Regions from separate parts of the Homo sapiens genome. Here region 2 is linked to region 1. The links are chromatin loops, found by intact Hi-C in ENCODE. Cell type or tissue: B cell. All regions are shown on one strand. Links, peaks and the distances in the headings refer to the core of each region. The heading gives the core; the rest is flanking DNA.

Evidence for each region. Peaks named below come from ENCODE experiments on the same cell type or tissue, not always from the same donor. Only the 100,000 strongest peaks of a DNase experiment are listed, where the experiment ranks them.
Region 2: it touches region 1 in a loop (4-fold over the local background); 1 of 110 quality-filtered maps calls a loop at or near these places.

Annotation. Positions count from the first base shown.
Region 1 is chr1:110,871,039-110,876,038 of GRCh38, forward strand. It overlaps CD53 (CD53 molecule), which reads left to right and starts at 2,110. Exons shown (of 8, transcript NM_000560.4): 1 at 2,110-2,210. It also overlaps a transcript of LRIF1 not described here. RefSeq lists enhancers at 1,311-1,360, 1,961-2,070, 3,583-3,632. In B cell, for the core only: no CTCF peak of the experiment used is centred there; DNase peaks (open chromatin) are centred at 203, 1,553, 2,043 and 4,523; H3K4me3 peaks cover 5,000 bases; H3K27ac peaks cover 5,000 bases.
Region 2 is chr1:110,382,959-110,388,344 of GRCh38, forward strand. SLC16A4 (solute carrier family 16 member 4) reads right to left here. Exons shown (of 9, transcript NM_004696.3): 3 at 1-8. Among named protein-coding and RNA genes, the nearest start is that of SLC16A4, 5.4 kb to the right of the region's middle. In B cell, for the core only: no CTCF peak of the experiment used is centred there; DNase peaks (open chromatin) are centred at 963, 1,713 and 2,293; H3K4me3 peaks cover 2,855 bases; H3K27ac peaks cover 3,836 bases.

The DNA of each region.
Region 1 (5,000 bases), core at 1-5,000:
TGATTTGTTTAAGCAACTAAAAGGAATTCCATATCCAGTGTTACCCAGTGTGAGGAGATCTTGGGGGTGGGGCCGGGGAAGAAATAGCCGGCTGAGAGTTTTAAGCTGGGGAGTCATGTGATTAAATTTGCATTTTAGAAGGCTCTCCTCCCTTCTTCCTGAGGACAGACTGAAGAAACATCCAAGGTGGTCTTGAAGGACACTGGGATCCTGTAACACAGGTAAAAGATAAAGACTAATGTAATTTCTATGGGGTTGGAGAGAGGTGGTCTGGTTTGAGAAATATTTAGGCAAAAGCATAACTGACAGGACTTGGTGGCTGATAATAGGTGGTGGTGTGGGAGAGAGAGTAGCTTAAGAGGACACCTGGTTTCTCATGAACGTGGCTGAAAGGCCAGTCAGGCCTTTCCTGGATGGTGGACATGGTGGGAGGAGCAGGCTTGAGTGTGGGGATGCCAAGTTAATCAAACTGAAGTTGGATATTGGATTTGAGGTGCCTGGGAGAGAGTGGAGCTCAAAGGAGAGATCATGGCATCTATATAGATTTGTGAATCTTTGGAACAGACAGATAGTAATTAGAGCCATCAGAATGGGTGAGATAATTAGGAAAATATGAGTTCAGCCAGAAGCCTCTCCTCAGCCCCACCACTTCAGGGACCTGTAAGCATGGCAGCAGCTCTGAGTGAGGGTCAGTGATTCCAGCCGAGGTGCAGAGACTTTTTAATAGCATTCCCTAAAGTGTAGTTACACTGAAAAATTGTTCCCCAAGAGAAACTACACACACACACACACACACACACACACACACACCACACAGTTCCATGCTCAGATAAGTTTGGAGAAATCTATATATTATTTCCCCTGCTTAGAGAATATTAAGGACTGACAAGTTCTGCAGTAAAGACCTTTTTACCTTCATTTAATTCAGTTTTCCCCACAAGACAGCCCTGGCTGGAGATTACTCTGGATCTGAATGTCTCAGGGTGAAGGAAGCGGGAGACAGCTAGCTTTCCCAGAGGCATGCCCGCAAGTCAGCACCGCAGAGTGCATCTATCTGTTCATTTATAAGATGAAAACATTGGGGCCCAGTGATTGCTTCCAAGTTTCATAGTTAGCTAGTGATACATTTGGGTTGTCACATACTCCTTTGACCCAATCTAAGAAAATTCCAGTGATGCAGCATAGTGAAACCAGAAACACATTTTTCAAAATATATTGATCACAGTGTTTCTCAAAAGGCCTTCTCTGTGACCTTGAATTTTAATCCTACCTCTGACATGTCTTAGTTGTATGAGCTTGGGCAAATTTTCTAACCTCTTTGAGCGCCTGTTTTCTTGTATATAAATAAGGATGTAACAGTAACCAGTAGGATTATTATTAGGTGTTACCATTAATAAACTGAGGCTGACAGATTGAGACTTGCTCAAGATCTCACAGCTAAAAGAGATAAAGCTGGAACTGAAACTCAGATCTTTGGCTCCAAATGTGGTGTTTCCTGTACTAACCAAATCATTTCTACCAGTGCCCCTGGGATTATGCCTTGGGGACTCACCTTAAGACAGTCTTGCTCTCGAGACAGAGAAGTCTGCAAATGGTGTCCAATTCAAGTCTAGAGACTGGCTGAAGCCAGACAGAGGGAGTATGAGGAGGGGGCAGAGAATCTTCAGAAAGACATTCCAAAGTCTCGGGCCTAGAAAATGTTTAGAAATATTGGTTCCTGTGTTCCCCTCCAGTCTGTCTACCTGAATGGGAAACTGGTGGTGGGGCCAGGCATACTTCTTTTTGAACAAATACACAGTTAATTCTGAGATGCCACCTTGATTGAGAAGCACTGTCCTTTTCTAAGCAAAAATCATTGCCAAATTACCCTAGAATCCACCACTGCTCACAGATCTGTGCCTGAACCAACTTGGTTTTGAAGTTTTCTTTTGTTTCACAAAACTAGTTTAGGGTGGGCTGTGAGAGGAAGCTTCTAAAAAGCCACTGGGAAAGTACTAAATCTCTGAGACTAAAGAGGGCGGACTCAGCCTCACTTCCTCCTTCTTCTCATCTGGGCTTCCTGTCGTCACAGCATGATCATATTTTTTCACCCTTCACTTCTCCTTTTACACAAATAGCCCCGGATATCTGTGTTACCAGCCTTGTCTCGGCCACCTCAAGGATAATCACTAAATTCTGCCGAAAGGACTGAGGAACGGTGCCTGGAAAAGGTAAGGTTGATGACGTTTTAACTTGGCTTGCTGTCTAATGTGGGGTAGGGCGTATTCTTAGGGGTCTCCATATACCTCTCTAGTAACCATAAAATCTCCGGCAACTTCTCTTTCACAAATATTTAGTGCACAAAGTAAAACAGATTAGCAAGATCCTAGTAACATCCCCAAAGGCAATCAGGCCAGAAATACTTTTACTTAATCAGGTTCCCATTATCTAAATCTCTGAGTCGAGGCATTCACATGCCTTAATTGCTTCAGAGCTTGAATTACTCTGTGTAGTAATTCCTGATGCCTGGAGCTTTCTATGCGAGATGACATTGGGGAGATTTCCTATGTGCTCTGGTCTTCAGAAAATTGGTCTTGTGATTTTAAAGTGAGGAAAGAACCCACAGCCAGAGCTGTCTTTAGAAAGACAGCTAGAAGACACAGTTCTTTTTCATTTGAGAAAATTTCAAAAGTAAATTTAGTGACTCCCACTGTGGTTCTTCAAAGCCACTAAATAGAAAGGTGGCTAAAAATCAAAACACCAGGATGTGCTCAGTAACTGTATTTTAAAAGGTGAAAGCTAGACATCTCTAAAGGATGCATAGATTGTTGGCTTTTAAGGAGCAGGAAGCACATTGGGATCCTCAGCATTTCCCCAAATTATCCTTGGTGTACAAAACATGACCACTGATAAATGTCACATGAAATGCACGTATAAAATGCAATCCCCAAAACTTGATACTGCAGTAATTTCCAATCATGTGCTGTAACTAATGACTGAGGTTGCATGGACTCAGCAAAGTGTTAGCAGAGCTTCGGTCCTGACTCTCTGTGACCACCATCGGAAACTCTATGTAAGAGCTTTCTTCTTCCAAGACCTGTGAGAATTTCACTTGATTATGCCCTGGAGCAGAAAGGAGAAAGTTCTCTTTGATTACACCCACCCATCTAAGTATGAGGATTGGGAACAGGGCAGAGGGCTCTAGATTTCCAAGAGGGGTGGGGACGGGGAGAGGGCTCTGGATTCCCAAAACACCTCAGAGTTTATTGAGCCTTGTATTAAAAAATAAAAAGCAGTCTTTTAAATAAATTCACTTAATAATCAAGTGGTAGGTGCCTCCTGAGGCCAGGCACTGTGCTTTGGGAATTGTGGGGGAGGGAGATGAAAAGGTAGAAGGAGAATATTTGTCTAGCAAACAGTCCTACTCTTAAGGAACTCCCATGGGAGATAAGAGATATCATACTATGCGTGTGCTTTGGAAGAAAGCTGAGAAAAAGCAAACTCCCAGCTGCTGGACAAACAAAGAGGTTTTGCTTTCTCAATCTTGAGGAGAATCTGTACTATTTTGAAATTGTGGTTGAATGGGAGCAAAGACTGAACTGAAACATTATTTCCTGTGATGTTTCCTGTGTGGGCCAGTTAAGAACACTTAATTTTTAAATGAAAGGATTGGGTACCTTTATATTCATGAGGAATGATTCCAAGTTCATGCCTTCACAGCTATGGTTACCACCACCTAAGTGACCTCACCTTTGTTCACTGACAAGAGGCACAAACTGGAAAGGACAAAGTCTGTTGGTCCTTGGTTTTTTGTGCCCTCTGATTGACCTCTGACTGCACAGAGGCCCTCGGACTCTGGTTCTCCTTTCCCACTCCTACCCCATGGCCAGATATGGCACTTGGTGCTGGAGATACAGGATAACAGAAAAGATTATCATCTGAAAGGAGTTGTAGAGTTTATTATGGATGACAGTCACAGCAATATACAAATACAGTGCAATGTGCTCTTTTCTATAATAGATGGAGAACGTGCACAAACTGTAGGAGTTAGGAGTGTGCCAAAAACTGCCTAGAGAGGTGACTGGTGGGTTCACTTTCACAGAAGTATGGGTTTGCTATGGAGACATTCTAGACCAAGGGTGCTGTATATTCAAATTCAAAGAAGTGTGTACCTCCAGGCATGTTAGAAATGAGAGAAAGCAAGTGAGACTGCAGTGTAACACACCATGTTTACAGAGCCACATGAAGTGGAAAGCCCTTTCTCCTACTTGGCACCAGAAAGTGGAGGGCAAGATCGCTCACCAGGCAGGTCCTAGGTCCAGCTCTGGGTGGGGCTATGCCCACCATGTTCACACGACAGAATTGATGGGATGTGGGTTTGAAATGAGGGAGAAGAGGCAGGTTTTTGCCTCCTCAACCTAGATTTTCACTTAGAGCAGAAGGAAGGGTGGAGCTTCTTGTGAGGTTACAGCCATTGTTTTCAGCTTAGCTTCTGTTCCAGGAAGTACTGCATTGATTCAGTTATAGTGGTTTGTTCTGCGTCCCTAGATTAGTCAGCCTAGGGCACTTCTTGTACCAAGCAAGCATCCACTGTGTGTAGATCACCCTGGGCCCTAGAGACTGGGCACCTGTCCTCAGGAAGCTCCTAGGACCCATCTGCCACTGCAGGTGCAGGGCACTGAAGCAAAGTAACCCAGAGAAAACAGACAGCTATGCAGAGCAGGACTCCAGCATGGCTGCTGGGGCAGAGGAGGGAAGGATTGAGCTGGAGGTTGGGTGGTCAGTTTGAGAAGGCTGTCTGGAGGTAGGTTTTGGGAAAGAGAAAGACATGCATTTGCAAAGCCAGTGGATGACCACTCAGAGTAAAGGCCAGGAATCTCTATACTGAGAGTTAGAGGTGAGTGCTCTCTCTTCATTATCCATTTCATAAGCACACAGCAGAATTTCTACCCAAGCAATAGCATCAATATGTCATAGCTCTGACCAAGAATTATTGTAAAAGAAAATATGACACAAGCATA
Region 2 (5,386 bases), core at 1-5,000, 490 kb before region 1:
ACATTCACCTAAATCAAAGCAGACCAGAGTCCAACTCAGGTGGTAAGTGAGCCATTACAGAGGCAATTACGGCTACTAGAAGTTATGATTCCCTCAGCTTACTACTATTTACCAGTTTGCCTTATTGGTTGAGCCTCATTATACATCTTATATTTTATGGGGGAAGTCATTCCTTTTAAAGTAGCTAAGCATTTTAAATGGAAACATCTCATTTAATCCTCATTTCATGGCTTTGGAATAGGCATGCCAATGTTGTGTACCAAATAATTTATACCAAATAAACCACCCAGTGGGTTCATCTTGCCTGCTGCCTAGATACAGTTGATTTATCAAGACAGGAATTGCAATAGAGAAAGAGTTATTCCCACAGAGCCCATTGTGCAAGAGACTGGAGTTTATTAGACCAATCAGTTTCCCCGAGCTTTTGGGGATCAGAGTTTTTAAGGATAATTTGGTGGGTGGGAGGCCAGTGAGTTGGGAGTGCTGATTGGTTGGGTCAGAGATGAAATTCTATCAAAGCTGCCCTTTTGCGCTGAGTCACTTCTGGGTGGAAGGGTGGAGGGGGACCCACAACCAGATGAGCCAGTTTATTAATCTGGGTGGTGCCAGCTGATCCATCAAATGCAGGGCCTGCAAATTATCTCAAGCACTGATCTTAGGTTTCACAATAGTGATGTTATCCCCCGAGCAATTTGGGGAGGGTCAGTCTTGTGGCCTCCAGCTGTATGACTCCTAAACCATAATTTCTAATCTTATGGCTAATGTGTTAGTCCTACAAAGGCAATCTAGTCCCCAGGCAGGAAGGAAGTGTTTTTTTTTTTTTTTGGAAAGGGCTGTTAAAAGGAGGTTTTTTTTTTTTTTTTTTTTTTTTTTTGGAAACGGCTGTTAGTTTCTCTTTCAAAGTTAAGCTATCAACTAAGTTTCCCCCAAAGTTAGTTCAGCCTACGCATGGGAATGAACAAGGACAGCTTGGAAGTTAGAAGCAGGATGGATGGAGTTGGTTAGGTCAGATCTCTGTCACTGTAATAATTTTCTCAGTTATAACTGCAACAGCAGTTCCAAGATCAGGAAATTGAAGTTTAGAGAGGTAAAAAGTTGCTTAAAATAGGGGTACTGGAACTGAGATTTGAACCCAGATTAGACTGACTCTAGACCTGGCACTCTTTTACTGCCCTCAGTAGCATCTGTTAAAGACAGCTAATTCCAGTTACCTTTGTGGGAGAAAAGTGTTTGTCCAAAGAGGAATAATTATTCCTGTCAGTTCTTAGATTAGTTTTGATTTAACTCTGCTGCTGAGCTGAGTACCTTCCTTCACTAGATATATAAATAGGTTGACCATAAAATGTATCATCCAAATTGAGACACTCAAGAGTGAAAAGGGGTGCTTAATTTTGGATTAACTGGGATTTGTGGCCATCTTAAGGTTGGGCCAGGGGCCCCATCCTTTTCTTTCTGCCCCACCTAATCTTCCTTACCTGTACTCCACTAGAATTGCTGCTTTGGAGATGAGGTTTTCTTTCTGTGGAGTATTAACTTTTATTTCTCAGAATTCTAGTTAGCCGGGGGGCTGTTAAGTGCTATTCCTTCTTTCCGTTTTTAAGTAACAGTCATGCTTTATCCCACAGGGGTCTAGAGGGGAACCTAGCCAGGGTTTGCATTCACTCGTAAAGCCCAGGTGTACTCTCTGTCTCCAGGGGTTTCGTAGCGTTGGCTTTTCAAGGCCACTTCTGCTTTCAACCTGGCCATGCATTGCTTATGAACCACAAAACCAGCTGGGCATGGAGGCTCCTGCCTATAATCCTAGTACTTTGGGAGGCCGAGGTGGGTGGATCGCTTGAGCCCAGGAGTTCAAGACCAGCCTGGGCAACATGGCGAAACCCCGTCTCTACAAAAAGTACAAAAAATTAGCTGGGCGTAGTGGTATAACACCTGTAGTCCCAGCTACCTGGGAGGGTGAGGTGGGAGGAACACCTGAACCTGGGAGGTCGAGGGTACGGTGAGTTGTGATCACACTACTGCACTCCAGCCTGGGCGACAGTGAGACCTTGTCTCAAAATTAATAATAATAAAAGAACCACAAAGCCTTAGGTTCCCCTTCATTAATTCCACTTTCTCGGCCCGCCTGTTACAGTTCTGTACTCATCTCGCTTGATATCTGCTCCCTGGACAATCATTTACTCTCAAGGTTTTAATTACCACCTGCATACTTATGGTGGTGTAGCTGAACAGGGTTCTGCAATCAGTCTGCCTTAACTTGCATCCAGGCTGTTCTTCCTACTGGGGCGTGACCTTGGGCAAACAACTTCGCACGTCACATGGGTTAAGCTTCCGCTTTTATGATGGGGGAGGCGGCATTGGGGATGAAAATATTACCTAGCTCATAAGACTGTGAAGATTAATTGAGAAAATTCTGATAAAGTACTTAATATTTGGCACTTAACACTCAAACAATTAACTGTGGTTTCCATTCTGCTTTCCCAAGAGCTTCAGACTCCTAATTGTCTACCATATCTTTATAACTTCTGGTCAACTTGTCCAAACATAAACTCACATTTCCCTTATCCTATGCCTACTCTTTTCAGTTTTTTCTATTGGTACCATCCACCCATTCATTTGAGTGACAGATGTGCTTTCTCTTAGACACCTCCCTCCCTCAGCCCCTGCTTTTAAATAATGGTCAAGACCTGCCCCCTTCTTTTCACCCCATCACTACTGGCGATGCTCAGAAATTGCAAAAGTGGTAGTGGTGAGGAAGAAGTCTCTTAATATACTTTTTCCCATTCTGATTTGATAAAAGGAACAAAACTTATTTAGAATGAAGAGTGCTATAAACGCCAGGACTATATATTCAAAAGTTAAAAAGACATTTTATCAGGCCCCCATTGAGGCAATTTATAACCATAATTTTCCTCTAAGGCACTTCTGTCAGGCTAGAAATTAGGTTAGAAAATATACACAGATCTCAAATGACTTAGACTTTCTTCTCTCAGTTCATAATAATGTGATGATTGTGTCCTCTCATGAGCAAGGAATAATACAGTGCATCATTCTGTAAAGTAAACTTCCTTTTGTTCTATGGACGTGGGTTCTGTGCTGGTGTCTAGAGGATGTTGACCTCTATATTCTTAGCTACCTAAATTTAGCTAGCTACTGGTCCCCCAGTTCAGAGCTTTTCATCTCTGGTCTGTCCTTGGTGTCTGCGTGTAGCAGCAGTGAATGGTTAGGACTTGTCTCTAATAACTGAGTCCGTGTCCACTATGTATCAAGAAGACCAAGGGCAGAGCCTTTGCACCTACCATGCTTCCCGTCCCTTAACTTGAAGTCTTCCAACTTTGTTTCAGTTTTGACTCAAAGATATTAAAAATCTCTCCCAAGGTCTAGGTTTTTCCTTAGTTAATTTAGCAGACTACATAAATCTGCATTATTCTACATAATCCCATGTCTTAGACCAAGCTTGGTGGGTTTTAGTTCTGTTACCAGAGTCCACGTCATACATTGTAAATGGCTCACTCCAAAATAAAGCAAAAACCCTAGAACTTCTCCAGTCCCCTCATTTTCTTTTTGTTTTTAAGAGCAGTTAATTGGGTTGAACCTGGCAGGAACACCTTAAGCAGGACTTCCCCCACACCCCACCTCCAATAAGAGCTTCCTCACTAGATCATTTTAATTATTGTCTGGGAAAGGAGTTGGATCAGCCTCAGTGACTTATTTTCAATACAGGCACCAGGCTTTGTCAGAGTTAGTTTTATCTAATAACAACTTCTTATCCTGCGTCCTTTTCTAGTATCACCCTAGCTCCTCCTGACCTTCACAGGCAAACTTCTGTAAAAAATGGTCTATTAGGTATCTCCACTTTCTGTCATTCTGCTACTCCACTGAAAACTAAAGTTCACTAACTTTGGCCCCCACTGCTCCACTGTACTAGCTCTTATCAAGGTTATTAGATTTCTTTGTTGCTAAACCAATAGAGTCTTGTTATTTCTCTCCTATTTGACCTCTCAGTAGCATCTGCTCGTCACATTTCTCTGAAATGCAAATCTATCACATCCCTGCTTAATTTTTCTCATTAGCTTCTCATAGCCTCAAGAGCCATTCTCATCTCTTCAGTTTCATCAACTATCCCCTTCATCCTTATTTGTTTATTCATAAATGTGTGCAGCTATCAATTCATCCATCCATCTATCCATCCACCAACAGTATTTTACTGAGTGCCTACTATGTTCCAGGCTGTATACTGGCACTGGGCTTACGGTAATGAGCATATACTCATGAGCAATGCAGACATAGACCCTGCCCCCATGGAACATTCAGTCTAGTAAGACAGACTGAATACAGAAAACAGTCATACAAATATATAAAGTGTGGTAAGTTGGTTAGAATGAATCTCTCTCTCTTTTTTTAAGTAGGAAGCTCCCAAAGAACATTGTTATTTTTCACTTACTAGGAGCTCATCTGTTATAGAAAAGAACAGTTGTAAGTCATACAGAAACAAAAGCACAGTCATTCAAGTATCCACATTACAACTGTGGGGGATTAGCCCCTGAATTTATTGTTAACATTTTGAGGATCCAGTGCATTTTTTGTGCTTAGTAAGCAGTATCACACCCTAAAAGTGGGACAGTGTTTATTAATCTGGTTATTAGATGGTTTTTCCTATCAGCAACTAAATTGATCAAAAACCATTCTATCCTCAGAGGATAATGTAGAAAAAGTCAGGGTGGTTACTGGGGAGAAAGGCAGGAGAATTAGAGATCCTCACCAACAGTGCCTATTCTGCAAAGCCTATGATTTAGGGGGGTGGCCCAGCCCCAGGAAGGGCTCTCAGACTTAGGGCATCCTTTAGTTTCCCTATTAGTAACATTTCTAGGGGGAAAATGAGATTGTTTAGTACTGAAGCTAATGTTTAGCAAGTACTACTATTATGTGTTAAGAGTTTTGTATTACATAAATCCTGGCTGGGGACCTCTGCCCCTATCTTGTCTAGCACGAGGGAGGAGGCCTGATGTTTTCCCACCATCCTATTTGTAGAATTCTTAGATATCTGCATGTGAACTATAGGATTATTAGAAGGCACCAAGACCTGTGCTACCTTTCCCCGTGAGCTGCTTACTGTAGGGCTGAGTAGGGGGGAAGTGTCGGCAAGAAAAGGGTGTTTTTTTTTGAGTGCATCTCAAAGTTAATAGAACTCTGGAAACACTTAAGAATTGTGCAGCTGGTGCCACTCTCTGGAGAGCTGTGTGGGGCATAGCTGGGGTTCACCAACATTCTGGAATGGGCATGCTGATGATGCAGATCACCACTCTCACACCTCAACCCCTGGGAGGGTGAGGGAAAGAAGTTAATTTAAAAAATGGAATGCCTCGTCTAGTTGCTTATGGGTAAAGGA